Regions from separate parts of the Mus musculus genome. Here regions 1 and 2 are each linked to region 3. The links are chromatin loops, found by intact Hi-C in ENCODE. Cell type or tissue: heart. All regions are shown on one strand. Links, peaks and the distances in the headings refer to the core of each region. The heading gives the core; the rest is flanking DNA.

Region 1 (10,023 bases), core at 1,394-9,393, 470 kb after region 3:
GCACACGCACACACTCACATACCACACACACACATCCCATATCAGTAGGTGTACAGGGTACCTTCCAGTACTATGAAAATTAGTCAGTAGGGATGAAGGCTCTAGACAGGCACTAGCTCAACTGGTCCATATTCAATGAGGTATGACAGTATCAATGTTTAACAACAGGGCCTTGCCATCAGTTTGCAGAGAGCAAAGGATACTGGGTTCTTTGGGGGTTTCCATGGATCCCTTTTGGCAAACAACTCACTTAGATGTCACCCATCCCTGGTGGTTTCTCTTGGTGGTGACTGGTGTCTAGCTGAGGCTTTCTTTTCATACATGTACATGTTTTAAGAAGCTTCTACAGTAGCAGGCTCCCTTATGGATGACGCATGCTTATTTGTCACTTTCTGAGTCTCTATTCCCATTACCTTTCTTCTCCATCCCCCTCCCCATTTAATCCTCCAGCTCCATTCTCCCCTTGTTTCTCCATAGCTATATATTCTATTTCCCTTCCCTTGGGAGATCCTGTCCTCCCTCCCCTTCCTCATCCCTGACTCTATACCTAACCGTTGTGGTTATAATGGATTGCAGCATGCCTATGGAAGGATTAGAAGCTAACATTCACATATGTATTTGCCTTTTTGGGTCAGGGTTACCTCACTTAGGATGACTTTTCCCCCCAGCTCCATCGGTATATCTGTGATATTCAGAATTTCTTCGTCCTCTTTAGTTTCTCTGTGTAGCCTTGGCTGTCCGGGAACTCACTTTGAAGACCAGTCTGGCCTTGAAGTCAGAAATCCGCCTGCCTCTGCCTCTGCCTCCCAAGTGCTGGGATTAAAGGCGTGCGCCACCACGCCCTACCATCTTCCTTTTCTTTCTTTCCTCTTTCTCCTGCCCTTCCTCTTCTTCTTCCTTTTCCTCCTCTTCCATCTCCTCCTCCACCTCCTTCTTCACTTCTTCACAGACCTGGGGCTCACTCTGTAAATCAGGCCTTGAACTCAGAGAACCAAAGACAGAGGCTGCACTCACCCTCCGAGACCGCCCAGGTTAGCGCCGGGGTAGTAACGGTGCCTTTCCCAAAAAAAAAAAAAGAATACAGACGGATTTCCCCAGATTCAGGAACACTGTGCCCGAGGCAGAATGTATTGTTTCTGGGTCACCTGGTCTGGGGAAAGCTGGCAAACAAGGACTGCCGAGGCCCACGTGTATGTCTCTGTTGAATGTTGTGGGGCCACGACCTTGACACATTTGCGAACCTTTAGTGAACAGTGTCGTATTTGCTCAGACCATGTGTGAAACTAGATAGATAACGCTGAGGATAGGTGGTTTAACAAGCCCTAGGAGGGCTAACGGTGGCGCCTGTGTCCTAAAATACTTATAAGACGCTCTGAGAAGGACCAGGGTTTTTTAGCTTTGCGCAAGCCAATGTTCAAATTGTAGCGCCTGCGTCTGGAGTATCTGGAGATACTCTGCTCTGCTCGGAGGATAGTGTGAGCCATTCTGAGCTTCCTTTGTGAAGAGTGAACAAAATACACCCTAGTTGGTATACAGTAAATACTAGCTACTTTGCAAAAGCAAGCTGTGAGTTTATAATCTCCATTGCGGGTATTTTTGACTCATGAAAAGTTTTCTAATGACCTCGGTGTGTGGAACTCACAAGACTCCTGTTTTTCTCCTTGATACTAGTCTAAGCGTAACCGGTTTTTGGTGTTGGTGGCTTTTTGTTCTTTTTTTGACAAAAAAGTATGGTTCTAGCTGTCCTGGAACTCTTAGTAGACCAGGTTGGTGTCAAACTCAGATCTGCCCGCCTCAGCCTCCTGCGTGCTGGGATTAGAGGCATGGATTGCCACCCCTGGGCTAGATATTCTTTAAAGATTTATTTGTAATTAAGTCTGTTAAGTGTGGAGGCATAAAGTATGCAGGTGCCTTCTGAACCAGAAGAGGCTTTTTGACTTTTTGATCCCCTGGAGTTAACAATAGCAGTGAGCTGCCCAACATGGGTGCTGGGAATTGAGCTCAGATCTCTGCAAGGTCCATCTCTGCAGTCCTACTTAGTTGGTTATTTTTATTTTTTTGAGACTGGGTTTTGCTGTCCTGGAACTTGCTATGTAGACACGGAGTGGCCTCAACTCACAGATCACTATACCTGTCTCCTGAGTGCTAGGATCAAAGGTGTGTGCTATCACACCTGATGCATGGGTTATTGTTATAGGCAGAGAATGTGAGAAGAAAATCCTAACCTAGCAAGCTGAATGTGCTAATAGGCATATGTGGCTTCTATATCCTTTATAGCTTATTTGTCTTAAGTCCATAATTACAAATCTGAGCATGGAGAGAGGTCTCAGCAGTTAGAGGTGCTGCAAGGGGACCTGCATTCTGTTCTCAACACTCAGCTATCTTTTTTTTTTTTCCGAGACAGGGTTTCTCTGTATAGCCCTGGCTTTCCTGGAACTCAACTTTGTAGACCACCAGGCTGGCCTTGAACTCAGAAATCCACCTGCCTCTTCCAAGTGCTGGGATTAAAGGCGTGCACCACCACCGCCCGGCACATTGTATCTTAAAACCATCAGTAGCTCTAGTTCCAGGAGATCCAAGGGCTCTGGAGACCAGGAAGACACTGGTGCGCATACATACATGCAGGCAAAACATTCATACATAGATAAAAAGCATAGTGGAGTTAAGTTCTGCAGATCTGCACTCAAATTGTTAACAGATAAGTGTGCTCCCCACATCTTCCTCTTCACAGACGTTTAAGAGATAGATAGCTACCTCTTAACAAATTACTACCTATTAGATTATGCCGTTTGTATTTGTAAATTAAGTCTTTTTTAAAAGAAATGCTGTTTATTCATACAGCATTCAGCCTGTGTGTATGTCTGCCTGCCAGCAGAGGGAACCAGATCTCATTATTGATGGTTGTGAGCCACCATGTGGTTTTCTGGGAATTGAACTCAGAATTTCTGGAAGAGCAGACAGTGCTCTTAACCTCTGAGGCACCTATCTCTCAAGCCCTGGCAATTAAGTCTTAATTAGGCTGGGGAAAGGATAATACTTTTTTTTTTTAAAGGACACCAAAAGAGGGAATTGGATCCCATTACAGATGGTTGTGAGCCACCACACGGTTGCTGGGATTTGAACTTAGGACCTCAGGAAGAGCAGACAGTGCTCTTCACCACTGAGCCATCTCTCCAGCCCCTACATTTAGTTTCTTAACCATTAAACTTAGTTACCTTGACAGTCTCTAAGCCTTGCTTGAATATTTTTAAAACAAAGACCATGCACTGAGATATCGATGAAATTTGTAGGAAGCAGATGATGAACTCTAAGGAGGGGGATGATAATAAAACAGGGGAAATAGCAAGTTAAAATTAGGCAGAGTTACTGCCCTGTATCCCAATTGTAAGTTATTTTTTTCCTGCTGTCTTGAGCCATGGCTTTCAAGCACTCCTCCTTCAACTTACCAGTCATGAGCCTGGATGGGTGAAGCGGTGTGAGCCACGTGGTTGGTCATATACATTCCCACTGTATTCTGTCCCTGGTATGGTAAACAGCTGGTAGTTCGAAATGAAACTGTATCCATAGCTGTGCCTCACCTCAGGGTTGCTTTTGTTGCTTTTGTTGTTTAGTTCCAGGTTGAAGATGAATTGTGTCCAGGAAAGAGCTGGGACTGTAGCACTCAGCCCCGCCCGGCATAGAGGCCCTGTGAAAACCCCAGGATATCTAAAGTGGGCTTGGACATTCTCTCTCAAGGAAGGTTTAAAGGCTGATGGGACTATATATAAATGCAGGTACTCATGTTCACCCAGGTTTTCCGCATTACACATGCTGGTCCCAGCAACTTCCCCATGGTACTGAGAGGTGGGACACTGGCTGAGCTGCGATTCTCTGGTCTAGCTTTGTAAGATATTTTGAAACAGAATCTTGTTAAATTATTTAAGCTTTTAATCTGCCGACCTTCTGCCTCAGGCTTAAATTACAGGTTCATACCCCACAAAGTCTTGTGTTTTTTTTTTTGGTTTGTTTGTTTGTCTTGAGACAGGGCCTTGCCGTGTATCCCCTGGCTGGCTTCAAATTTGTTAGGTAGACCAGGCTGGCCTACAGCTTGATCTGTCTGCCTCTGCCTCCTGACTGCTGGGATTAAAGGCGTGGGCCACCACACCTAACAGTCTTTGATTATGGCATATTACAAAATTTTTAGGGGATAGGTGTTGAGGTGTGTGCATATGTGTGTGTGTATGTGAGAGAGAGTGAGAGGGAGAGAGGGAGAAAGGGAGAGAGTGAAAGAGACACCATACCCCTGAAATGCAGTATTTGGGTTTTATGAGAAAGTGGCCTTCCATTTCATCAAACAAGGTAAAAAGCACTTGAATCAAAGACTTGGCAGACATTGTTCAAACTGTGGATATTTGTGCTGTGTCTTCCTTCACATGTCTTCTATTTATGCCACATGGAACAGTCCTTTGCTCATGCATGTCTCTGACCTACAGAACCAGTGTTCTCATTTAGCTTAAAGCAAACCATCTTCCATAGCTATTTCACACTAAAGTGAGCAGAGTGGGGTTTAGGCAGAATTGTTTTACCTTAGGGAACTGATGTAGCTTAAAAGAGGCAGATTTCTATGTAAATATGAAATTGTGATTTTTTTTTTCCTGCCTTTTTCTGGGTTATGTAGCCCAGGTTGACATTCCTGATCCTTCTGGTTTTGCCTCCCATGTGTTGGGATCAAAGGTATTTGCTACCACACTTGGCACATGTGTAGCAGTAATTTTAAAGGTAGCATTCCTTTTCCTATCAACTTATTAGTCATGCTAACCATCCTACCCCTGATTTCCAGTGAGGTTTTCTGCAATGGTTTAAGTGTTCTGTATTGTATTGTATTGTATTGTATTGTATTGTATTGTATTGTATTGTATTGTATTGTATTGTATGGGATTGCAATACAGTTTGCTGAACAATGAAGAATGTTGGTAGTTTGAATAGTTTTGAGATAGGCTCTTGCTCAGTAGCCCAGGCCGGCTTCAACTTGATTTTCCTGCCTCTGCCTTCCAAGTAAATTGGCATTACAGGATTGATAGGAAACTTAATTCTAATTAAATAGTTTTAATCTAAATAACTAGTTTTAATTCCCTAAGGACCCACATGGAGGCTTACAAACAACCTTTCCAGGGTATTTGCCCTACTCTGGCTCACATTTGTAATGTAGACATGGTATGCAGACATGTAGGCAAAACACCTATAAAGTTAAAGTTCTGTGTCTGCCAAGTGGCCTACTCATTAGTGCCATTACCACTGCCTCCCAAAGTTCAGTTTAGTTTTAAAACAGGGCACGGTATGGAATGAGAAGGTATTTGTATCCCCATGTAACTGGGTATATAATACTTATTCAGCAGACTAATCATGGCACTAACCAAGATTTCATAAGCCAATGGTCTTTTCTGTTTCATGTGCCTGATCCCTACCATTACCAGTGTCTTCCAAATGCTTTTTTAAAAAAAAGATTTGTTTATTATATGTAAGTATACTGTAGCTGTTTTCAGATATTCCAGAAGAGGGCATCAAATCTCATTACAGATGGTTGTGAGCCACTATGTGGTTGCTGGGATTTGAACTCAGGACCTTCAGAAGAAGAGCAGTCTCTTGAGTGCTTACTTAATACACATGTAACTTTTATATTTTACCTCATACAGAAGCCTACCTTGACAAGGGGATCTTTCTGTTTGGACTGACTGGGTCAAAATGGAAATCCAGAAATCCTCCCTCTGCATGCTGAGTTGCACTCCGCCACCACATCTAGATAATGATTTCTTTGTTCTGCCTGTCACTAATCTAACAATTTAATGTTAAATAATGTTAAATAAGAATTTCTAGTTCAGAAGGTTATTTGTCGTAATGAACTTTTGGTTACAAGTAAGCACTTTAAAAAAAAATCTCATTGCCTCCCAATTGCAATTTTCCCTATCTCCTCTCCTCTCTCTCCTCCCATTCCCCAGCCCCTTCTGAAAAAGGCAGGCCATGCAGGGATATCAACATGACATATAAAGGTACAAGTAAGACTGGGTGCTCTTCACTAAGGCTAAACAAGCAAACCAGTAGGAGGAACAGGGTCCCAACAGCAGGGAAGGTCAGAGACAGCCCCTGCCCACTATTAGGCATCCCAAAGGGTCAGCCCCGCGTAGGCTCCCTGCTGTCACTTTAGTCTCTGAGCCCCTATGAGCCTAAATTGGTTTCTGTGGGTTTTCTTGTCACAAGAAAGCTCTTAGAAGTAAAAATATCCTTACACTGCCATCTTGTGGCCAACAGGGGCTCCAAGTGATTTTTCCCCCTATGTTTGGGGGAAGTTGTATTTCTTATAGAAGATAAATTTAATTAGTATTGGCTCAAGAAAATGACTTGGAAACTATTTTGGATTACTGTTCTACTTACTAAAAAACCTTAAGAATTGTTTTTTTTTTTCGTACTGTTTTGCTTTGCCAGAACAGGGTGTTGGACTCCTGGCCTGCTGTGAGCTGCCTGATAATGGGCATTGGGAGCAGAGCTGAGGTCCTCTGGAAGAGCATTGTATGCCTATGTACTAAGTACATACAGTGCCCACTGAGGCTAGAGCAGGAGGACATGGATTCCCTGTGACAGAAGTTAACAGTCAGCCCTGAGCCACCATGTTAGTGCTGAGAATTGAACTGGGGTATTTTGGAGGGGTATTTTGGAAGAGCAGCTAGTCCTTTCTCTAGTCCCCACATTTGAGAGTTTTAAACATAACACTTTTCAGTCTTTTTGGTTTCTCTGTAGCCCTAGCTGTCCTGCAACTCACTCTGTAGACCAGGCTGGCCTGCCTCTGCCTAACACGTGCTGAGATTAAAGGTGTGCGCCACTACAATGCCTGGCTACTTTTCAGTCTTTATATGACTACTTAATACAGTTTCATGAGTTTTATTAAATGGGTTTGCATACCAAGCAGGTTATAGACCATACATAATTCCTTACTTGACACTTTTTATATGCATGTTTGTATAAGAAATTTGGAAGCACACACAACTTATGAAGAGCATTGTATACTCCTCTTCCCCCCCAGAAATGAAGGATGAAATACAAGAAGTACGAATATTGAACATTCAGGAGAGAACATCAGGTTGATAGCAATCCCATTTCCTGTCTGGACCATCATGCTGTAAAACCATGGTTGTATGAAAAATGATAGTTGCATTGTTTAATGGTAAGTCTTGAGATTGGGAGATTTTTTTTGACATAAGAATCTGAAAGTTCTGCTTTGTAATTTGGCCAGCTGCTTGAATTCTATTTAAAAAGCCAAGGATCTTGGGAGGTGGTATAGTATAGTGGTTACATGTAAGGATACATAGTAGGCTTCTAGACAGACTGCTTTATATTCTTGTGTTCTCTTGTGTTCTTATCATTTAACAAGTTATAACCTCGGCGAGTTTTCTACCTAGAACCTTCTGACCTCAGTGTAGTTGGGTGTTGGTTAATTTTCCAGACTAGAAGGACCCACATAGAGGCTGGCAAACAATCTCCTGTCTCTAGCTCCAGGGTATTTGATGCCCTCTTCTGGCTCACATTTGTACTGCAGACATGGTATGCAGACATGTAGGCACAACACCTATAAAGTTAAAGTTCTGTCTGCCAAGTGGCCTACTCATTTTAGTGCCACTACCACTGCACTGCCTCCTAAAGCTCACTCTAGTTCTAAAATTAGGCATGGCATGGAATGAGAAGGTATTTGTATCCCCATGTAACTGGGTATAATACTTATTCAGCAGACTAATCATGGCACTAACCAAGATTTCATAAGCCAATGGTCTTTTCTGTTTCATGTGCCTGATCCCTATCATTATCAGAGTCTTATCTTCTAAATGCCTCTTTATGTGGTAAGAAGTAAACTTCCTCTCACTGTTGAGCCTAGGTAAGATTTTATTCATATACAAAACTGGCTTGTCTTCTCAGGGCTTTGTGAGGATAAACAGGCGGTCTGTTCAGGGTAGTACTTTCTGTCAGTTACAAAGCAGCAGATGTTATAGGATGATGTTCAAAGCATGGCCCATAGCTATAGAGAACCTTTTGATTGATCTTGGAAGTTAATTAGAACATTCATGTTTAAATTTTAAATGATTTGTCTTAATTAATAAAAATTTTGAAATTTAATTTGTGTATGAGTTGTTCTTTCTTTCTTTCTTTCTTTCTTCTTTTTTTTTTTTTTTACATTTACACATCTGGTGCTTGAGGCCAGAAGAGAGGGCATCAGACCCTAGAAGTGGAGCTATAGGAAGTTTTGAGATGGTGTGTAGGTGCTGGAAATCAAACCCAGGTCTTTTGCAAGAACAGCCAACCATTGAGTCATCCCAAGTAATGAATTTCTTTTTTTCCCCCCAGAGGCATAGTTTCTCTTTGTAACAGTCCTATCTCCCTGACCTCATTCTGCCCTCCTTTGCCTCCTGAGTCCTGGGATTAAAGGCATGTGCCACCATCATTGGGCACAACAAGTAATAATTAATAAATAAAGCAACTTAAAATATTCAATGTGAGGGTAGAGTGTACTCAAAGATGAAAGCTGATGCAACAGAATAGTGTCACAGAATCAACTTGCAAGTCGGATGAACAGGACCACAAAGTAAACCCTGGTGGCTCCACATGTTGATGTCTAGCAGTGTGCATTTTATGTCTGAAGTTTATGAGGCAACATAGTTTGCTAGAGCTTTGCATTCACATAGCTCCAGCATATTTGGGAACTTTTAGCATGTAAGGGAGATTCGCATAGCTTTGGTCTTGGTTTTAAACTGTAAAAGCCTAGAACGAGTGTGTTAGGACAATAAATGAGTATGCTTTAGTATATCCCATCTATTACTTGGATGTATCTGCAAGGTTGGTTTTACAAGAGTAACTTGGAAGTTCACAAAATAAGTTTTAAAATCTCTTGTGCTTATATTATACTCTTTGACATTTGAGGTTATACTGTATTTGTATTCTTTGTCTGTGACAGCTAGAAAAACTCAAGGCTCAGTTGTTTATCCATGGACCTACTTAAATACTGCTCCCCCAAGACTGAAGTAAAGCAGCTGACCCCAAGTCCAGACACACACTGATTAAATACAGTGATTAGGCCCTGCAGTTTCAAAACCAGCCTGCCTAAGGGAAACAGCCACCATTCCCCATCCTTAAGCTACAGAAAGCCCGTCGTGAAGCATATAATCTGCTTTTCTTGAGGTCCGGATGCTGAGTGGCTGGGTCCTGGTCCCGATTATGACCTGCCCAGAGCCAGAGATGCTACATCTCTTCGAATGAAGCAAGCTATAGCTGTTTGAAGTGCTTTAAATTCTTTTACAAACTTAATTTGTACTTATCCTTACATTTCAAATCTCCACTGACTTAGCTGGTACCAGTAGGACTTAAGTTGCTAGGGGAAAGCAAATCGAACTATTCCATTAATTGAATATGGTTTCTAATGGCTGTAGTTTAGTTTATCTAACATGCATGGAAAAACAGGTTATTTTATCTCCAGCATACATTCCCTTGATCCCAACATTTAGTAAGTTTAGAAGTTCAAGGTCATTCTCTGTTACAAAGTGAGTTCAAGGCCAGTATGGGAAACAAAGCCTGGGAGAAAAGGGAAGGATTTAATATTAGGAACCATGTTTGTTCTTTGTGGCTGTTAATTAGTTCACAACAGGTTCATATTAGTTTGCTTCTTAGCTTCCTTTTAGCCATCTTCTCACCCTAATTTTAGCAGTCAGAAAAACCACAGTTGCAATAGGTAAGCTAGGAAGGGCAGAGTTACAGCAGGATTTAGGAGCTGGGAAGTTTGCTCAGCAGTAGCTCAGCAAGCAGTTAAGAGCACTGACTGCTGCTCTTCCAGAGGTCCTGAGTTCAACTCCCAGTACCTAGTTGGTGGTTCTATAGCTTTATGGGGCCCTATACCCTCTTATGTGCAGATGGTGTGCATACAGACAACATATACTTTTTTTTCCCCCCAAAACAGCCACTTAACTACCCGTAAAGATGCCTCAAAAGTTTAGACGCCTGAGACTGGAG
Region 2 (10,023 bases), core at 1,072-9,071, 160 kb after region 3:
GAAAGCTGACTCAATGATTCCAAGAAATGTATGATCTTTTCATAGATTGTTTTTTTAGCCCATTTTAACCCTACCCTTCAACATCCAGAATGAAAGAGCTCATTAACTTTATTATAATATTTTTCTTTAAAGCAAAATTAATAAGTTCAGCAAGCACCTAAGTCCCTATTGTTCTTTAAAGTCCAGCAACCACACCAAGTGCCCCTTTATACTCCCTCCTGCACATTCTCAGCCTTTGAGGTCAGGAGGTACCAGACATTGAGCCCTGAGAAACAAACCCATAAGAACAACTTTCATCCTTCTAGGGGCATGATGCAGTGTTTATGCCATGCATGTAGCATAACACGCACTGAGCTGTTTCCTAATTGCATTAGTATATGCCTTAATCTTAGAGTTTGAGCCCACTCTCCTCATACACTCCCCAAAGGGAAGTGTCCAGATATCTTACTCTTCTTCCATTATGCCATATCATTCTAGTTCCTTCTATGTATGTTCCTGTATATGGCAGAGGGGATCAAGCCAGTCTAGCTTCTTAACAGAATCTGCTTCTGCTGGGGCATGCCATTCATCCTGTAAGTCATGTGCCCAGGGAGTCAATTGAGGGTACTACTCTATATTTATTAACTGAACTCCTGCCCTCAACTACCAAGGCCTCAGACTATGAGTCTGGGAACAATGTTTCTCTAGATTGTGTGTTTTCATCCTTGGGACCAGGTGTAAGTGCCTAAGAGTTTCTGGAACCGTAAACCTTTAGCTTCTGTGTTTGTTTAGAGACCACCACTGTATGCATTCACATCCTCTATAAAGCTCTTACAGAATTTCCCAAAGGAAAAAGGCATACGGGGAACTTACACAGCACACAGTGAAAACCATCAAAGAGAAAAGTCAAAGGAGGCTGAAGGATTGTGATCTGTGACATCAATAGGCTAGACCTCTCTCTGTCAAGCAGCTGAGGTTGCCATGCACTCTATATCATTAGCAGCTAGCTGATGCAATCGAATGGTTCTGATCCTCTGGAGAACACTAACCAATACAAACACAGCAGAGGAAGTTAGGGGAAACGGACATTTTAAAACAAAATAAATATAGATGAACAGCTTCAGAAAAGCTCATAGCTCAGTGTGGTGGCGCATACCTTTCATCCCAGTACTCAGGACGCAGTGGCAGATGGATCTCTGTATGCAGCCTGGTCTACATTGTGAGTTGCAGGGCACCCAGGGATATATACTGAGACCCTGTCTTTAAAAGATCAAACAAAAGTGCATTACCCTCAGGAGCACATGGGAAAAGTTAGCATCAGTTCATTGCTGGAGACAGCCGTTACCATGTAATGGTCCCAGCTTATCTGGAATATTGTGAAGTTTCTGGGCACAGAGCTGTTATAAGATGACAAGCAAAATTTGAAGAAAACTCAGAAATACATGGTGAAGCTGGGCCTGGTAGCATAGGCCTGTAGTTATAGCTATGTGGGAGACAGTGCAGAACCAAAGCCTGCCTGGACTACAGATGGAGACATGCACATGCAGGCTTCTTTATGCACATCTTTGACTCAGCTTACAGGTTCTTGACATAGTGAGTCCATTTTGTATTGTCAGCTCTTCCACTTCCACTGGCAGAGGTGATGCATAGGGTAAGGTCTAGGGCATGTTCCATTCCATGGAGTGTCCGGGTTCCTTTGGGCACTTCATTCGTGCAGTATCTTCACATACTCTTAGATACTCTTGTCTAAGAGATCTATAGAGCTGAATTCCCAGTCGCTCTACCCTAATCCCTAAAGTCTGGTAAGAAGGGCAGAAAGTTTTAACTCTCCAAACACCTGGTGTTTTTAGTGACTTGCTTTTCTTGAGACTACTAAGAGTCTTTCTCTAAGTCACGTCATTAGCATAAACGCAGGTGTGATCAAAAGTACTGTGAACAACAAGACTGTCCTGTCATTCCGGAAATGTCAAGCAGGAACTGAGCGTCAGAACTAAGGCAAATACACGTCCAACTCCTGAAGGCGCCCAGGAGAGAACTCTCCTCCCATCCTATTTCCTTACTCTCAATGTATTTATACAGATGTGTTGTTGGGAGGAGCATTTCCTCTTGGACCAACTGACATTCCATGCTTCAAGTATTGTTTGCTTATTTACATAATTGTCTTGGAGTACTTACTTCCTGCCTGTACTTTGTGGGACACTTTGCTCAAGTCAGGTAAGGGGAATTCAGATCAAGTCTCATTTCCTATTTGCTATTATTCAAATATCAGTTTAGTCTCTCACACACGCACTTCTTTTAGCAGCCAGCATCTTTAGAGTAATGTTCTATTAAATGTCCAAAGTGGGAAGGAATGGGTGTTATCAAACTAGGCTCAAGGCTTTACTTTTGTGGTCCCAAGAAGTGAGATCTGGCCACTGAAACATCAAACCAAATAGAAAAGGTAACAGTGGAATGGAAAGTATACCTTTAGCCAGTGTAAGTGTGCTGGTAAGGCTAGGAACCTGGCATCTTTAACCATTTCCAAGGCACTAGCAAAAGCAGTAAGAACACACAGGGGATGGGGCCAAGCAGTGTTAAGCAGTTTCTGTCTGACTAAGGTCTGGTTAACTATTATCTCAGGTTAGACAGAGTCATTGTCTGGGCCAGTGAGATGCCACAGTGGATAAAAATGATTGCCCTAACAAGTCTGACAGCCTGAGTTCCATCCCTGGAATTCATGGTGAAAAGAGATAACCTTTGACCTCTTCCTGAGCATCTGCACACATGCATGTACACACACACACACACACACACACACACACACAATCCTAAGGAGGAAAAGCTATTACTCTGTTTATCTATCAGGCCTGTTGATCTTGGACTCCACTTGAGCACAGAAGGCTCAGAAAGGAAAAATCACATGTATCCAGAAATATTAGCCTACTGTTGGTCATCCATTGGGTATACACAGCCATAAACATCAATAATGCTTAATCATGCAACACACTCAATTTGTTGCATAAAGAATTGGTGCTTTTTAGCAAAGGCCACTTCTGAGTTCTTATTTCAGGTCTTGTGTATGAGAGGGATCACTTTCAGTGGAGTAAAGGAGACAAAGTCAGATGTCACATGATGGATCTAATGGCCATTTGTATTTGACCAGAATGTATAGGGACACTAAGGGACATGAGAGTTCATAGACTAGAGAGGAACTGAAAAAGAACAGGAGAACACAAATCCCGACACAGATGGCTCAACATACAGCTCTTTATTATACTAAAATATTGAAAATCTTTCAAAGGAGAAGGATAAATGAATTTTAGTGATTTACTACATTTTTCATGTATTTTAAAAAATCTTAGAAGCCACAGACCAAAATAATACCAAGTAATTCTCATTTTGGCAATATGTTGTTTCCAAAATCTTTATTTTAATTTTATATGCATTGGTGATCTGTCTACATGTATGTCTGTGTGAGGGTATCAAATCACCTAGAACTGGGTTACAGACAGTTGTGAGCTGATGTGTGGGCGCTGGGAATTGAACCTGGGTCCTCTAGAGGAGCAGCCAATGCTCTTAACCACAGAGGCATCTCTCCAGCCCCTATTTCCAAACTCTTAGTGGCTTCCCTAATGATGACATTTTGGAATAACAGAAAGTATATATAACGAAGTGGGTAACACCTTTTGTGAGTAGCCCGTCCAGTTGGATTTTTGTCTGAGATCTTCCACTGGGTTTTTGTTTTTGGTTTTGGTTTTGGTTTTTTGTGGTCGTCAAATCCTTTAACTCAAAGCTTCTAAATACAGTGGCAGAATTGGTCTCAAGGGGTGTTAGAGGACTGGAATGAGACAGCTTGGACAGAAAAGGCTCTCTATAATCGTTGAGATACTATCTGAATACATGTAATGCATAAGTTCCAGGGGATAGAATCTGGGAGAACCAAGCCATCAGTGCTGTGAGCAGTGGGTTCTTTCTTCCCTTGGATGGGATGCGCTTAACACCATGGGTTATATTGGATATATGTGAGTATAAGGCACGAGCAAAGGAAACAAAGCCTGGGGCCACCACTCATTGTTGGTCTCACTGACTCAGAGGTCAACTATCAGCTGTAACAGCTGCAGGACAGCATCTATCTGTCAAAGTGCACTGGGACCTCTGGGTCACCCTCACAGGCAATGACAACTCGCCTAGTGCTGGTTCTTGCCCTGTATCTACAGTTGGGGGCCTTGGAGTTCCCTGTCTCTCTGCAGTCCGTGACCTTCACTACACCTTCGTGACAGTTCATCTGGCCGTTCTTGCACAGGATATTGGTGGTACTGCAGATGCCACGAATGTTCCAGATGTCTTCGTGGATGAAGGTGTTGAAGCGTTTGCACTGGACAGAAGTCATCTTCCGTCTCTGCATCATCACGTTGCAGTAGTTGTCATTGCCACCTGTCACCTGAGGGTCCACATGCTGTCGAAGGAACCGTTGGTACATTCGATCCTGGCCATAGGAGGGCTGTACAAGCCCTAACCCCAGCAGGGTCAGCACCAAGAGCAGAAGCAAGGACTGAGTCCTCTGTAGATCCATCATTACCTAGAAAGTGCCTGAGAAGAAAACAAGGAGAAAGGATGGTAAGGACTGGGCTCTGGAGAGGTAATGAGAAAAGCAAACTAAACTCTTAGAACCCTCTCTTGCCCCTCCTTCTGCTTAAGATCTCCCCCTTCTTCCTGCTCTTCCCTTTTGTACCCCTTTCTCTGAGAGTGGCTAGTTTGTCAACATGGCCTTCCTTGAAAGCAAACACTGTTCTCTTTACTAATTGACAGGCGTACAGCTAACAGAACAAGTCAGAACAAACATGACTGGGTGGTCAGTTGCCCAGGCCTGCCTGACTGGAGTATAAAACAAGGAAAGATAAATCTACATAAAACTGGAATTTGGGTTTTGTAAGAAAATTAGCTAGTATGATCTTTAGGGAGTGCTTGGTGGTCTGGAAACTTCAGTTCCCAAAAGTGTAGATAGACTCCGATCAAAGCAAACTTACTTATTGAGTTGAAAGCTCTACATACGGAAATGAAGGAAAGTAAGGCAGAACAAACTTCTGTCTAGTTCCTCTTCCTCCTCTCCTCTTCCTCTCCTCTCCTCTTCCTTTCCTCTCCTCTCTTCCTCTCCTCTCTTCTTCTCTTCCTCTCCTCTCCTCTCCTCTCCTCTCCTCTCCTCTCCTCTCCTCTCCTCTCCTCTCCTCTCCTCTCCTGTGCTAGTGGACTAAATCACATCTTCTGGGGAAACTCTACTCCTCTCTTAAAAACTAACACGGCGTTGGCCCAAGGCTCAGTCAGGGATCTTTTGGAGAGATGGGGTGGGAAGCAGGGGATGACAACAGTGAGACTGTTTTCTGGGCACAACAGGGTACGTGCACATACACACTCACAGCTGTTGAGACAGCATGCACAAGACTCAATCCGGACAAGATCCCAGCCTCTAGGAGAGAGGTGGCCATGAAGTATCACTGCTAACTGAGAATCTATCAGTTCGTGGTAGTGGCTTAGAGAGGAAAAGTCAGCTTTCTTTAAGGGTGTGTGACTTCCAGTAGGTTGACCATGCTCCAGAAGGCAACCCCACACCCAAGAGTATTTGGGCAGAAGAGTATTTGGGCAGAAGAGTATTTGGACACAATGAGTTTTAAAAAATAAAAAGGGAGGTCATGAAGGTAAATGGGTGGGATAGTGGGGGACAGATCTGGGAAGAATAGAGAGAGGAAAGTGAAGATGATCAAATATACTGTATGAAATTCTTAAAGGATTAATAAATATATTATTTAAACAAACAAAACAGGATAATAAAGGCATGGCCAGTTACTTTCCTGCAGAATGGCTAGGAGGTGCTGCCATCTGGTGGCCAGTCCTCAGACTGACTTGCAGGTTGATTGACATGAGCAAATAAACATTGTTCCTGATACAAGAGAAGAGGGCACCCCAAAATAATGGTCTATCACTGAAGGCACAGTCCAAGAGCAGTCTCCTTCTGAGATGGCTTGATGTATACAGAATCCACTGTGCTTGCCTTCAAAGTTGCGGCTCTGGATCACACACGCCACTGAAATGGCTTAGGGTTTACTCTATTCTACTTCAAGCCCATGCTTTGATAAGTGATAATTGCCCGTATCAAAGGAAAGCACTAATGGGAACAAAAGGGAGACACTCAATGGGAAAAAAAGGGGGGGGGATTTAAGGGGCTCTGAGAAGAGGAAGAAACCCCTTACTTGGCAATCTGGCAAGCAAATATTCTATCATAATGAGCAACTGCTTAAGGCCTTCACCCTTTGCCAGGAGTAAGCTTGCACTTTTCAAGAATGAAGAAGAAACCTTCTTTTCAAAAAGATGTGTACTAAACCCCTTATGCAACCCTGGTGGAACTTGATTCTACCTTTGCAAATTATAATTCCACCCAAGACACTCCCCGAGCCACCATATGATCCCACATAGGGATCAAAAGATAAAAAGGGGTCGTGAGGTGGCTCAGCACTTAGGACACTTGCTGTTCTTGTAGAGGACCTAGGTTTGGACCCCAGCATTCACCATGACCATCTGTAACTCCAGGTCAGGGGACCCAACACCTCTTCTGACCTCCCTGGGCACCAGACACACATGTGGTGCCCATGCAGACATGCAGACAAAACACATATAGTAAAACAAAATGCACATAAAATAAGTAATATTCTAAACAGAGAGAAAGAAGAAAGGAGGGATGTCCTTTCGACCTTTTAAGGTGTGGCTTGAGAGACATTGTACATATGACCAATATGAAGGTAACTATGTACTACTCTCTGTTGGGGAGTCCATACCTACACTTGGGTATGTCTCGCTCCCTAACTGCCTCTCTCACAACCTTTCTGTTGACAACCCAGACAAGTCAGAATTATCACTGATAAAAGTCTCCAACTCTGCTTCATGAAGGCTGGTATCGATTTTTTTTTTCTGTGTGAAACTATGAATCTGGTTTGGCCAGAGTTGAGGTCCTTAAAAACATTAAGGGGATGCATTAGGTTGCTGAGGATGACAGCTGTCCCCTGGGTGCTGACGGTCTCAGGCCGTACAGGAGGAGACGGCAGGGGGATACCCTTGGTGTGCTTGGTGTGCTCTTGATCCTAAACTCCTTTCCAAAGGGCTCCTTTAGTGACCTATTACTTAATAGACAACTTGGCTCTTTTTTAATTCCCTGTCCTGTCTGTAAATCAATTTAGCATCCACAGCACCATAAAAAGATGAAATCTACCCTCCCCATGACTAGCAGGTAAGGAAGAATATCTCTCTGTGTCCCAGCCCCTTTCCCCTGGGATACAGCAAGAAGAGAAAACAGGAAAAGCTAAATTTACTGGGAACTAGTGATCTTCCAGACTGACTCTTAATGGCTTTTGAGACATCTTTATTTCTGTGCATTGCAAATCAGGAGACATATGTTTTAGATAGTTCGTTTTTCTGGCCCCTGACAATGAACGATGGAACCAGTGTTCTGGGCTATGAGGGGAGATAAAAAGAAAACATAGCTAGGTCTGTGCCAGGGGCCTGCTGACTATAGACTGAAAAACGACTCATCGAAGTGGACAGGCAAACCATTCTCACAGGCAATAACAACATGTCTGAACCCTGCAGAGGCTCGGTACTGGCATGGAGGTCGGGGAGACCCTCCTGTGTGCTTGCAAGTGGTGACCTGGAAGGGAGACTTGCTCATTCTTAAGTTTTCTCTGTAAGGGCTTCCATTCGCTCCACAGATGGCCTTGATGTTGCTCTTGTTGCCATGGATAAAGGTGTTGACATCTTTGCAGGGTGAGGTTAGGCTTCTTCTCTTCATCATACGTTCACAGTATCTGTCGTCCCGGCCCTTTGGCTTGGCGTCATGGTGCTGAGTCAGGAATTTTGTGTACCTGGAGTCATCCTGAGCCAGAGTGGGAGGGATCACAACCAGACCCAGCACGAAGATCAAGAACAACGGGCCTGGGCTTATCGCCATCTCTTCCAACAGAGATTCCTGCCAAGGGCAAAAAAGCAGGAGTGGTCGGCTGTAGAACCACTTTCTAACTTAGACTAAGTGGGTGGAGACTTTCCTTTCTGAAAGAGCATGATAAAACAGTGTCCTCAGCTACCTAATTCCATCTTGGCCTTGGCCTTCCTAACAGACTCCATGGCGCAGCCATCTTTCTCTATTCCTTAGGTTCACCATCATCCATAGTATAACAGAATCTATTTATATTCTTAATTCACCTATTACTTAACTTGATAACAAACATTACCCAAGTCCTATTGGGCCCAGAAACTGTGCTAGATCCTAGGGCATAAAGACATTTAATATATATACCAAGGACAGGTGCAGTATGTGTCAGTAAGGTCCAGCTACTTAGGAAATAGAGACAGAAGGATTGCTTGAATCCTGAAGTTCCACCCTAGCTGGATAATGTACAAGACTTTGGGTTTTTTGGGTTGAGAGAAGGGGGTGGTCAAGGAAGAAGAAAGAAAGACAGAAAAGCACAGAACAGAAATGTGGCATCCATTGGGGAGGCATGGGGGTTCCTGAGGCAAGATGGATCATAACACAGGAGCTGAGAGCCAATGACTTGTGGGGATCAAGAACACAGGACAGCCCATGCCCCAAGGCTGGGGACTCCAGGCAGTCGCTCAGTTCCACATTAATGATGAAAGCTGTAGAGATCACCTTGGGATGAAGGGTGCAGGTCTACTTCTCCCAGAGGGCAGAGTTGCTATGCAGTGCATAGGGAGAATGGAACACGTTGTGTGGTACCTGAAGTGGGTCTAGAAGAAGCTCTTAGAGAGCAAAATGGGGAACTCAAGCTTCATCTTCAGAGGCTCTTCGGATGATCTGAGAGAATATTTTCTAGTGTCTCCCATGTTTGTAATACTGCTAACATAGGCAAATGATCTGACAGTGTTGTAAAACAAAACACAAAACAAAACTGAGATCTCTTCATGAAGGCAAGGGACTTAAATTTTTCTGTAAGATCTTTCTGAAGAGGAGAAGAGAGGAGATTCCTACCATCACCTCCCAGAGTTCTCAGTTTACCCTGCACCACATACATCCAGCATAGGATCAAAGGTGTCTTCTGCTGGAGTTTGACCTTCGTATGGACTTTTAAATTGTTATTTCTTAGGAAATTTGAAAATTTGAGAACTGGGAGATAATAAGGAGATAATAAAGCAATTTCTGATAATATCCTTAGTCTTTGAGAAAATAGAAAAAGATCATCCTGAGACATAAAAACCCTGCTCATGGTGGGGCTGCAGAGATGGCTCAGCAGTTAAAAGTGTATATTACTCTTCAGAGGGCCTGAGTTCCGGTCCCAGCACCCACACTAAGCTGCTCACATCCACTAGCAACTCAGGCTCCAAGGAATCTAGTGCCTCTGGCTTCTGTGGGCACCAGGAATTCTCTTACACATATCTGCCCACAGAAACAGACACACATGCATACACTTAATTTAAAATAGTAAAAATAAAACTTAAAAAAGTTCACCACAGGGAAGAAATGGCCAAGTAAGTAAAAAGTCGGGCTCGATGACAAGCACTTGTAATCCTGCTGCTGTGGAGGTAGAAACACGAGGATCCCTACCAGCCAGCATTGTAATTGGTGAGGTTCAGGTCCCAGAAAACATGGTACATGGTACACGGCTTCTGAGAAACACACAAACCTGCACCTCCACACAGAACCCCACCATATCAGATGACCATGAGTGCCCCTACACTTAGCAGGAGAAATCAACTTTTATGTTTTGATTTTTTTTTGTTTTGTTTTACTTTGAGACAGGGTCTTGCTATGTAGCCCAGGCTGGGCCCAAACTCTTGATCTTCCTTAAGAACTACCACACCCAGTTTATGTGGTTCTAGGGAGGTGGAGCCAGAAGAATTGGAAGTTCAAGGTCATCTTGGGCTCTATAGCCAAATCAAGGACAGCCTGGGATACAGGAGACCTTGTCTGTAAATAAATAAATGCAGGGAATGTTGCATCTTTCAGCCAGCCTAAGGAAATGTTAGTTAAGGAGAAAATCAGCTCCAAGTAAGTTTTATTTTGTT
Region 3 (10,023 bases), core at 1,374-9,373:
CATTCCTGAGAGTCCAACTCTTTCCTGAGTCCCAGTGGTCAGAGCACTCTCTGCAGGCAAGCTCTCCTCTTGAAGTGTGCACAGAAGTGTGGAGCTCAGATTCACCTCCTGAGTCCTGAGATCAGATTCCTCTCTGGAGGCCAACTCTCCTCTGGTGGGGAAGGTGCCCAGGAGTTTGGGTCTCAGCTCTACCTCCTGGCCTGAATGAAGGCCCGAAGGGACCCTGCCCAATAAGCTGTGTTGCTTCTGCTGCCCATGTGCTCCCCTGTGTAGACTTGTCTCAGTGATCCCAAGATCCTGGTTGTACTAGGGCCTGCTGAGTTTGTGCCCAAGATGGCGAAGGGCTGGTGCCAACAAGAATGAACCCCAGCCCCTGGTCAACAGGTTTCCTTTGTCCCTCTTCCTGCTGGCACAAGACCCTCCAGGATTTTTTGGAGCAGATGTTGTGTTCCACTCACCAGTGATCCCAAGATCCTGGGTGTGCTAGGGCCCACTGAGTTCATGCCCAATATGGTGCAGGGCTGGTGCAGACCGGAATGAACCCCAGCCACTGGTCGGACAGGTTTCCTTTGTCCCTGTTCCTGCTAGTAGAAGACCCTCTGGGTTTTTTGGAACAGATGTTGTGTTCCACTCACCAGTAATCTCAAGATCCTGGGTGTGCTAGGGTGCCTGCAGCATGGAGAGTCCTTTGGGAACCTTGGGACCCTCCAGTGAGTTCACACACAAGATCAACTCTGATTTATTTACAAATGCTCAAATTATATTTGATATAGGGGTTCTAAGGTCTTCTCTTTCATGGTATGGTAACTCCTGTGTATTTCTTTGAGAGGCTATTGAGCAAAAGCCAATCTTGAAGCTTTTGATCTGGTTTCTGCAAATATACCATAACTGTAGAGGGACCTCCTATGCAGACAATGTGGCCATACAGTATAGGGCATGTAGGCCATACCACCAGACAGAAGAACTGGTAAGACGGAGTGAGCTCAGACTTGGGGAAACTCAGAGACATTGAGAATGGCAGGAGTTGAGCCACTCCCTACCTATTTCTGTACCTGCTCTAGAACATGTAACCACAACATCTGACTGAGATGACCACAAAGAGTCAGTCACATAAGAAAACACCTGGAGTTTTTCCCCATGGAAATAGAGCATCCCTAACATCAAAAAACTGAGCCAATAGGAAAACCTACTCATAAACCCCACTCCACTTTATGTTCCTTTATGCATATAGCAGAAAACACTGCAACTCCTTTGCACACTTAGGATTCTGCAGAGTGACTCATGTATGTGACTTCAGGTGGACACTATGGAGCTCTACCTCCCCTACCACTCCATACTTGCTGTGCATGATTGGAACCACGTTGTTGTCTATGGTCTGATATAGCATGTCTTCACTCCTGGAGCCATGATTGACACCACTAAATGTGTTCTTGGAGTACTCATTGAGGGGTGCCTGTCACACCCCATGTACTGGTTGCATATAGAATGGATGGTGTGATACTCTGGCCTCAGCCTGGAAGTCTGCCCCTTTGGTTGGGATTTTAATTGGAATTACATTGACTCTTTAGGTCAGTGTAAAAAATGCAATTCCATGTACATAAGCACTGAACCTTCCATTCAATTCTTCCAGAGCCAGAATTGTTGGGGTCCAAGTGGTCTGTACTGCCTTTCTCAAACAGCAATCTAGATGTGATCCCTTGACTGAGGGGACACTGCAGGTACAAGATCTAAGTCCTGGAAGGTTATCCTGCAGAGCACAAAAAGACCACAAAAGGCAGGGAAGTGCAGAAGGAAATCTCAGAGAAGGAGACAGAGATACTGTTTGCTCAAGCTCTGCTTGCAATGATTGTCTAGTAACGAGCTAGATAATTTATCAACAGCAGTTGGCAAATAAAAGTTGTTCTTTCATGAAGAGTCATCAGAGTTCTGTCTCTCATTATCATTACCCCTTTCCCAGGTTTCTGTGATGCCCACAGCTTTGCCACTGAGGGCTAAAATGATGCCCTCAGTGTTTCTAGGAATATTCTCTAAAGGCCTCATGTTGCACCTCATAAAGTCATCTCACAAGTTTGCTGATAATTCAACAGGGCCACAGACCTTAGTAGGCCTCCAGATCTTAGCATAACTGACTCCATAAAGAAAGTTCCCTCCAGGCTGTAAAATTCAGCATGCAGACAGCACCAGCTACTAAAAATGAAAACAAAGACCTAATCCATCAATGTCCATACTTACGGGCAAGTCTCTGTCTTAGGGTTTTATTGTTGTAAAGAGCAACTATGACCAAGTCAATTCTTATAATGGAAAATATTTATTTGGCTGCCATGTCTAACATGGTCACCAGGAAAGGGACAATGTGATGTGCTTCCTGTCGCTATAGCAGGGTCAGTAGGGTGTGTGCCTCCACAAGTGCTGATGGTGTAAGACTTGTTTGTTAAGTGTAGGTGCCACCTCCCTCACCAATCCCACACTGAGTTTTCTGAAAGCTGCTGTACTCAAGTGTCAGAGAAAAGGAGCCACAAATGGTGCAGGCAAAAGAAACCCACCCACCCGTCTGAAATCCCCCAGAGGAAGAAAGCATGAAAGTCTTGCAAAACTCACCTGCCAACTAGAACAGACAGAAACTTTAAAAGTATGTATATATGTATGTACACATATACATGTATATTTATATATATGGGAGTATGTTTTGCTTGCATCTATCTTCCTCATGTGTAGTGCCCATAAGAGCCAGAAGAGGATGATAGATCCTTCTGGAACCACAGTCCCTGACTTGCTAGCTGCCATGTGGATGCAGAGGATTCAAATCTGGGTCCTTTGGAGGAGCAGCCAGTGTTTTTAGAAGTTGAACCATCTCTTCAGCCTGGAGCCTGGTCAGAAACTTTCTTACCAACTCCCCTACCTGTGAGAAACAGACCTGCCACCAGATTAGCTGACCTGGCAGTGAACTTTCAATAACTGGGGTGGGCTCAGTGTTTTTCTAGAAGAGACTCCACAGCTCTTTTCTGATTTTTTTTCATTAAAAAAAAAAACCACCTTATTTGTACCTCACAATGAGCCCATTAGAGCCCAGGTGGTCTGGGCTTGGAACTCAGAACACATAATGTGATAGATCAGGAAATAAAAAAAAAACACAACGAAGGAAGATCTCAAAGCTAATCTCTGCATTCCAGTGGGAAGGAGCTTGCTTGCCCTTCGCTCCCTCCAACTCCTGCTTTCTGCAGAGGAGGAAGCCTGAATGTCTAGCTCCCAGCTCTCATTGGTTGGAGAACAAAGACTGCCTTCAGAGATCAGCAGGGACAGATGAGGTGGAGCTCCACACCTAAGGCTTCCATCCTGAAGAGGGTACTCCCTCAAGTCATCCTCCAGGACCAACTAACTAGAAGCTGCAGGAAGAGGGCAGCTCAGTCCCTCATCAGCATCTAAGACTCTGGACTTCAGCGGTGGTCAAGAACTCAGCTCTTTCCAGCTCTCTGGTAATTTAAAGGCAAGACTTTCTTGTCTTCCTCATTTTTTTCTTAGTGGCTGTTGGGATGGCCAGCTTGACAGCCTTCTCTGTGGGTTTTCTTCTAAATTCTAGTAAAATAAGCATTCTTCTGAGTATATTTTAAAATTCCTTTATTAGGGAGACCACCAACCTGTAGAAAGGAACCCTTATTGCACAATAACAAGCATCATTTTCTATCTGTTGTTTGAGATGCAGAGAACTTGGGTATTGCACCATGGGGCAAACTGAGACCACTCTGACAACTTGTTGATTAGGGGAGCTAACAAGCAGTTAAGGAGAAACAAGCAGTCTTAGTTCTCTCATCAATGTATTAGGAAGGATTTATGAAGGAGATAATGGCAAATGTTCAAAAAGCTAAAGCCTTTAAGAAACAGTTTCTTTCTCAATCTCTCTCTCTCTCTCTCTCTCTCTCTCTCTCTCTCTCTCTCTCTCTCTCTCTCTCTCTCTCTCTCTCTCTGACAGTATCTCATGACAGAGTTTGAGTCTGGCCTCCAGCCCTTTATCTCTCATTTCAAAAATGAGGATGTGTAGACAAATCCTCAACACTAGTGTTCTCTGTCTTCTTGTGGTCACTCGTTAAGTATCTTTTTGATTGCATTAGTCCATGTGTGGATAGGTTGGTTTCTACGTATTCTGCTAGTGTTCACTAAAGGACACACACACACACAAACACAAGTTATTGGCTAACAGGGTACATTAGTCTGGGTATTTCGACAAATATCTGTCTTGCATTGGAGAGGCAGAGAACCCGAGAGACGGTCAAGTCTACAAGCCTGCATGTCTCTGTTAGCATTCCTTCTAGGCTCTGCCCAGAAGTTACCAGGAAATAGCATGATAGGCCTGGCTTACTATAAAAGAGGCTGCTTGTCCACTCCTTGATCTCTTATTCTCTCTGACTGTCTTCTCTCCCTGACCCTTTCTTTCCTCTCCGCTTCCCCTTACCCCCTCTCTCCACATGTTCCTGGCTGGCTGCGACTCTTCTCTCTCTATCTGTGTCTGGGTCTGTGTCTGTGTCTGTGTCTGTGTCTGGGTCTGGGTCTGGGTCTGGGTCTGGGTCTGGGTCTGGGTCTGGGTCTGGGTCTGGGTCTGGGTCTGTCTGTCTGTCTCTCTCTCTCTCTCTCTCTCTCTCTCTCTCTCTCTCTCTCTCTCTCTCTCTCCCTGTCTTTCTCTGTCTGTACTCCTTTCTCAACTCCCATTCCCCAAATAAACTCTATTCTACTCTATACCTGTTGTATGGCTGGCCCCTCAGGGGGAAGGGATGCCTCAGCATGGGCCCACAGAGGCACCTCCTCCCACGGCCCCATACCTGGCTCTACAGACATATTCTGCTCTCTTTTAAATAAACCACAACAGTCTCAGCAGCCCCAATCGAAGCTGGAAGCCTAAAGTATTCCTGGAGATCCGTCTACGTTAGAAACTGTAAGAAGTTGATTGTTAGAGTGTCAAAGGAATGTTTTAGCAACAGGATAGAAGACCTTGCCAGTGAGCATGGGGACAAGCAGGCAGGAAAGAGTTTCTTTCTTCCCTGACTTTTTATTTGGATTCAAGCCAAAGGTGTCTGCCTGCTTCAAATAACATGATCTAGAAAGTCTTTCCTGGGAATGACCAGGGGCCATGCTAGTTCCACTCCCCGCTCTGGTCGTGCTGTCTGTGTTCTGCTCTCAGGGTCTTTCTGCCCTACCTTCTGCTTCTATGTCCCTGCCCCTCATAACAAAACCTTTAGTATGCAGCCTGGGACAGCAGGAGAACCAGGCCACTCCACCTCCCAGGAGTTTCTGCATTGGCCGGCAGGGGGCGCACGTTCACCTGGTTCCAGCCCACATGGCGTACAGAACAGAAGCATAAACATGCTCTAACTCCCAAAGAGCAGATTTCTGAGCTTATTATTGCCATCACAAACCCAGACGTTTTAGTGTTGATCTTTTTCCCTTCAGACTTACACCGCGGCACTGTACAAAGGCAGAGAAGGAGTAGGTTGTGAGTGTTTGCTGGTGTAACCAGTTTTACAGTTTGGCTGCACAGGAAAGAGCTTTTCTGGAATAAAGAATCAAGAATCCAACCAAACTTCTCCCGGGAATGAAGTTCTTGTAGCCGCAGCAGGGCAGCTGATAAGTGGGACAGACTGCGTATACTCCTTCATTCCTAGATTCATGATCCTGTCTAAATAGGCTACATGGGAAGGTTTGATAACCTCACTTCAGAGTATGGTCCTTAAACTGCCCCTTCAGCTTCAGCTATACTTTTGATACCTCCTGACACCTCTCTCTGCTGAAGTGGCTCGCCTACTTTTCTATTCTTAGTTATCTGTTCTATTAGTATTTCTATTTCTAGGACATGGCCACTTCCTTTTTAGCATTCTAGTTTCAACCACAGACAGGTGAAGTAGTTACAATAGAAATTATGTTGAATGCCAGCTTGACATCCAGGTAAAGTGAGGAAGGCAGCAAGGGATGGCAATGGCCATTGGGGTCTGTGCTAATAGCAGCTGATACCCTCACCCTGATGTTTCTGAGAGCAGCCAATACCCTCACCTGCTGCCTCTGATAGCAGCAGGCAATTTACAGGCTTTGTACTGATAGTGCTAATGGTAGCAGAATTTAATTATTTGGGTCTGACAAGAGTGCCCAGGGAGAAACTTTGAATTCTTGTAACTCTTAAGTGACTGTCGCGAAAGAAAAGAATAGTAAGAAGGTCATGCACACATACACACACATATACACACTCACACACACATACATACACACACACACACACACACACACACACACACTCACACTCACACACACACACTCACACACACACACTCACTTGGTCGGGATCAACCACATGTTTTATAAATTTCACAAGTGCACATGCATACTTATATACATAAACATATATCTAAATGTGTATATGTGTGCATGAATATAGACAAACATATATATTACATATACATACTACACCATACATTTGGTAAATGGAGCAGAGCCCCAAAGCCACACTTTATGTTTTCTCTCAGCCTTTTTATAGCTTCTTAGACAAAAGTTCTTTATAAAATTAATTCACAGATAAAATATTATACAAAAGGAATGCTGATAGTAAGTTTAAAGCAATTTCATTTTATAAGTTTAAAGCAACAGTTTCACATGACCTCATTCTATTATGGTGCACACCTCTGGCCTCATTCTTGAACCTGACCTTAAATGAATGTTTTTCCTTGATCATTATCTTGTTCTAATCCTATTTCTCTTCTTAGTTCAATTTATGAAAGCTCATTGTACTCTTTATTATGCAGTCTTTACTTATTCTATGAGGAGTGGGCACATTATATTCATGATTCTGATATAATTGTACCTTTCTGGCAAAACAACTAAAACCATCTCCTAAAATTTTCTTCCCAAAGTTATTTGAATCACATCTGGAATTCTATAAGGTCATTAATTCATCTCAACAGTATTATTATATGAAAGTACATCTTCACAGTGATCTGCAGGAAATCTGCCCAGTGGGGTGGGCTGATGCCCAGGAATCATTAGGCTATGTAACAGTGCCAGGAAAGGCATCACAGCAGTGAGAAGCAATCCTGGGATGAAGTCTATGGGGTCCTGGTCTCACAGAGCACACCCATGGCAGCCACACAAACGATGGGCCATCTGCAAAACAAAACAAAACAGAATGAAAACAACAAGAACAACAACAACAAACCCCTTAGCTGCTTGCCATAGCCTTTCCTATATGGCTTATATGAAAGTTAGGGAACTTCTTCTGAACTGTGATTGATGGAGTGTGTTAGTTTGCCTAGTTTTTCTGGTGATGAATCTCTGTGACTTTCAAATACTTCGCAGGCCAGCACAGTTATCTGGTGACCTGCATTGTGTATATATCTTATATTTGTCTTTTATCTCCCCAGGTTTGCTAAGAGATTTGTACTCATACCAACTACAGATACAATGCCACATGGCGGTCCTGATCTTTTGGTGCCAAAGAAGAGATGATCCTTTCTGTTGGTGTCCTTGCTTATTTTGGGGAGAATAATGGGCTTTCCTTGAATACATGACAGTTGCAAGACTAAGGGCTTTCTCTGCTTATTAAAAATATTCAACTTGGAACCAATTTGAGACATATCCATTCTCCCTCTCAAGTATCCACTGGTTCTCTCTCACTTCCAGCCCAGATTGGTCTGGAAGTCAGTGTGTAACCAAGAGTAGTTGAGAGTGACCCTGAGCTTTGATTCTTCTCCCTCAACATCATGAATCCTGTGGTTAGAGGTGTGGACCACCACAGTCAGCTTTGTGGGATGCTGGAGATTGTGCATACCTGGTAAGGACCAGTGGAGCTACATCCCTCTCCCTAGACTCCTCATTATGATCCATAGTGACACCCATAGTGATACTGTAAGATTCTGGCAGGTCTTAGCTTACCGAGGACCCCCTGAGTGAACCACACAGAGCCTGGGATCGATGCAAAAAGCAAGAGGAATTTATTATTGTTCCAACTCATTGGGGCCATCCTACACCTAAAGGAGAGATGACAACCCCTCACCTCCACCTCCAGCCAGTTTGGTCAGTCTTTATACAGTTTTTCAGAGCAGCAGTCATTAAGCAAAATGTGATTTGCAGAACAGTGTGACTTTTAAATTGATTGGTTTCTGGGGAATGAGGTGGCAGGATTTGTCCAATGGAATGTGTTTACCTGGTCTAGGCCTCCCCCACCTGCAGGACCAGTCCTTCCTGCAGAAGTTTAATTAGCCTTCCCCTTCCTGAGGAGAAGGGTCTGGTGGAATTTTGAAAAAGGTCCTGAACTAACCTTTTCAATATCACCATTAATGCTTCTGGTTAATAGACAACATCCTCATTCAAGAATTATTTTATAGATTTACTACACAGTACTTGCCATGTCATCCATCAATATTATTTGATGCAAGGTGTGTGTGTGGGGGGGTGGCAGACTATCCAAAAATATCCAAACTATACAAAAATTGCAGCACAGTGTTTGTATTGAAGGTAATCAGAATGCTAATTAAACATGACAGTGATCTAAGGATGATTTTTTAATTGTCTTCACACAACAATGAAAAGGTCTTTATGGAACAGGCTGCCAGAACTTGGTAGACCCCAGACCTTGCCATGAATGACTTGAAATACCATTCAGGCCATAAAACTCAGCACATAGACAGCACCACCTCCCAAAACAAAAACAAAGATACAATCCATCAAAGCCCACAGCTCTGGGGAAGTCTCTAAGTGCACTAATCTTGCTTTTTTGCTTATGTAGTTTCACCTCGGGCTAACTGTTCTTTTTAACTGAAGAATGCCAACTCAGAATTTCTTTTTAATTTTTAATTTTTATTTTTATTAAAGTTGTTTATTTGGTTTACATCTCAATATTAGTCCCCCTTCTCCTCTTAGTATCCTCTCATGTGGATCCTCCCCCACTCCACCCTCCCCTTCTCCTTTGAGAAGGGGATGCCCCCTGTAGTTATCACTTCCCCTACTCCCCATATCCCTTTCCCTGGCACATCAAGCTGCTGCAGGACTAGGTTCATCCTCTTCTACTGAGGCCAGAGTAGGAGGTCCATTCAGGGGAACAGGACCCACTAACAGGCAGGCAACAGATTTAGCAAGAGCCACCCCCTCTTGTACTTAAGGGACCTGCATCAAGACCAAGTTCTTATCTTCTACATATGTGCAGAGGAACTAGGTCCAGTCCATGCTCACCCTTTGTTGATTCAGTCTCTGGGACCCCTCCAGGGTCCAGGGTAGTTGACTCTGTTGGCCTTCCTGTAGAGTTGCTGTCCTCTTTGGGTCCCTCAGTCCTTCCCCCTACCTCTTTGGGTCCCTCAGTCCTTCCCCCTACAAGACTACCTGACCTCTATCTAATGTTTGGCTGTGGGTCTCTGCATCTCTTTCCATTGGCTGCTAGGTGGAGACACTCAGAGGACAATTATGCCAGGCTCCTGTCTGCAAACATAACAAAATATCATCAATAGTGTCAGGGACTGGTTCTTGCCCATGGGATGGGTCTCAGTTTGGGGCAGTCATTGCTTGGTCATTCCTCTGTCTCTGCTCTATCTTTGTCCCTATACATATTGTAGGTGGATTGAATTTGGGTAAAAAGGTTTTGTGGGTGGATTGCTGTCCTTATCCTTCCACTGGGAGTCCTGCCTGGCTACAGGAAATGACTACTTCAGGATCCATATTCTCCACTGCTAGGATTCTTGCCCCCATAGACCTTCTGGGGCCTTGCTCCAAATCCAGGTCTCTGGCATGTCTTAGAGATTGCCCCCACCCCAGACTGCTGACTTCCCTTCTCTTTCCCCTACTCTCTCTACATATGCCTGCCTCCACTTCCTTCCTAGCTCCCACTTCCAATATCTATTTTATTTTCCTTTTTGAGAAAGATTCAAGCATCCTCCCTTTTGCCCTCCTTGACATTTAGCATCTTTGGGTCTATGGATTGTAGCTTGGGTACCCTGTACTTTATGGCTAATACCCACTTATAACTCTCTTGTGATGATAGTTTCTTTTTTTTTTTTTTCT

Evidence for each region. Peaks named below come from ENCODE experiments on the same cell type or tissue, not always from the same donor. Only the 100,000 strongest peaks of a DNase experiment are listed, where the experiment ranks them.
Region 1: a loop joins it to region 3, with 3 times the contacts of the local background. A loop is called at or near these places in 2 of 42 quality-filtered maps.
Region 2: it touches region 3 in a loop (11-fold over the local background); 23 of 42 quality-filtered maps call a loop at or near these places.

Annotation. Positions count from the first base shown.
Region 1 is chr14:50,796,230-50,806,252 of GRCm38, reverse strand. No RefSeq gene overlaps it. Among named protein-coding and RNA genes, the nearest start is that of Ccnb1ip1, 5.5 kb to the right of the region's middle. In heart, for the core only: CTCF peaks have their summits at 2,874 (motif pointing right), 6,289 (motif pointing left) and 7,545 (motif pointing left); no DNase peak of the experiment used is centred there.
Region 2 is chr14:51,099,332-51,109,354 of GRCm38, reverse strand. Rnase4 (ribonuclease, RNase A family 4) reads right to left here. Exons shown (of 2, transcript NM_201239.3): 2 at 3,204-4,548. The coding sequence starts at 4,534. The coding sequence ends at 4,088. It overlaps Ang (angiogenin, ribonuclease, RNase A family, 5), which reads right to left. Exons shown (of 2, transcript NM_007447.3): 2 at 7,346-7,969. The coding sequence starts at 7,951. The coding sequence ends at 7,514. Among named protein-coding and RNA genes, the nearest start is that of Rnase4, 8.3 kb to the right of the region's middle. In heart, for the core only: a CTCF peak has its summit at 5,837 (motif pointing left); no DNase peak of the experiment used is centred there.
Region 3 is chr14:51,261,575-51,271,597 of GRCm38, reverse strand. No RefSeq gene overlaps it. Among named protein-coding and RNA genes, the nearest start is that of Rnase2a, 10 kb to the right of the region's middle. In heart, for the core only: CTCF peaks have their summits at 2,718 and 5,295 (motif pointing right); a DNase peak (open chromatin) is centred at 5,257; H3K4me3 peaks cover 373 bases; H3K27ac peaks cover 588 bases.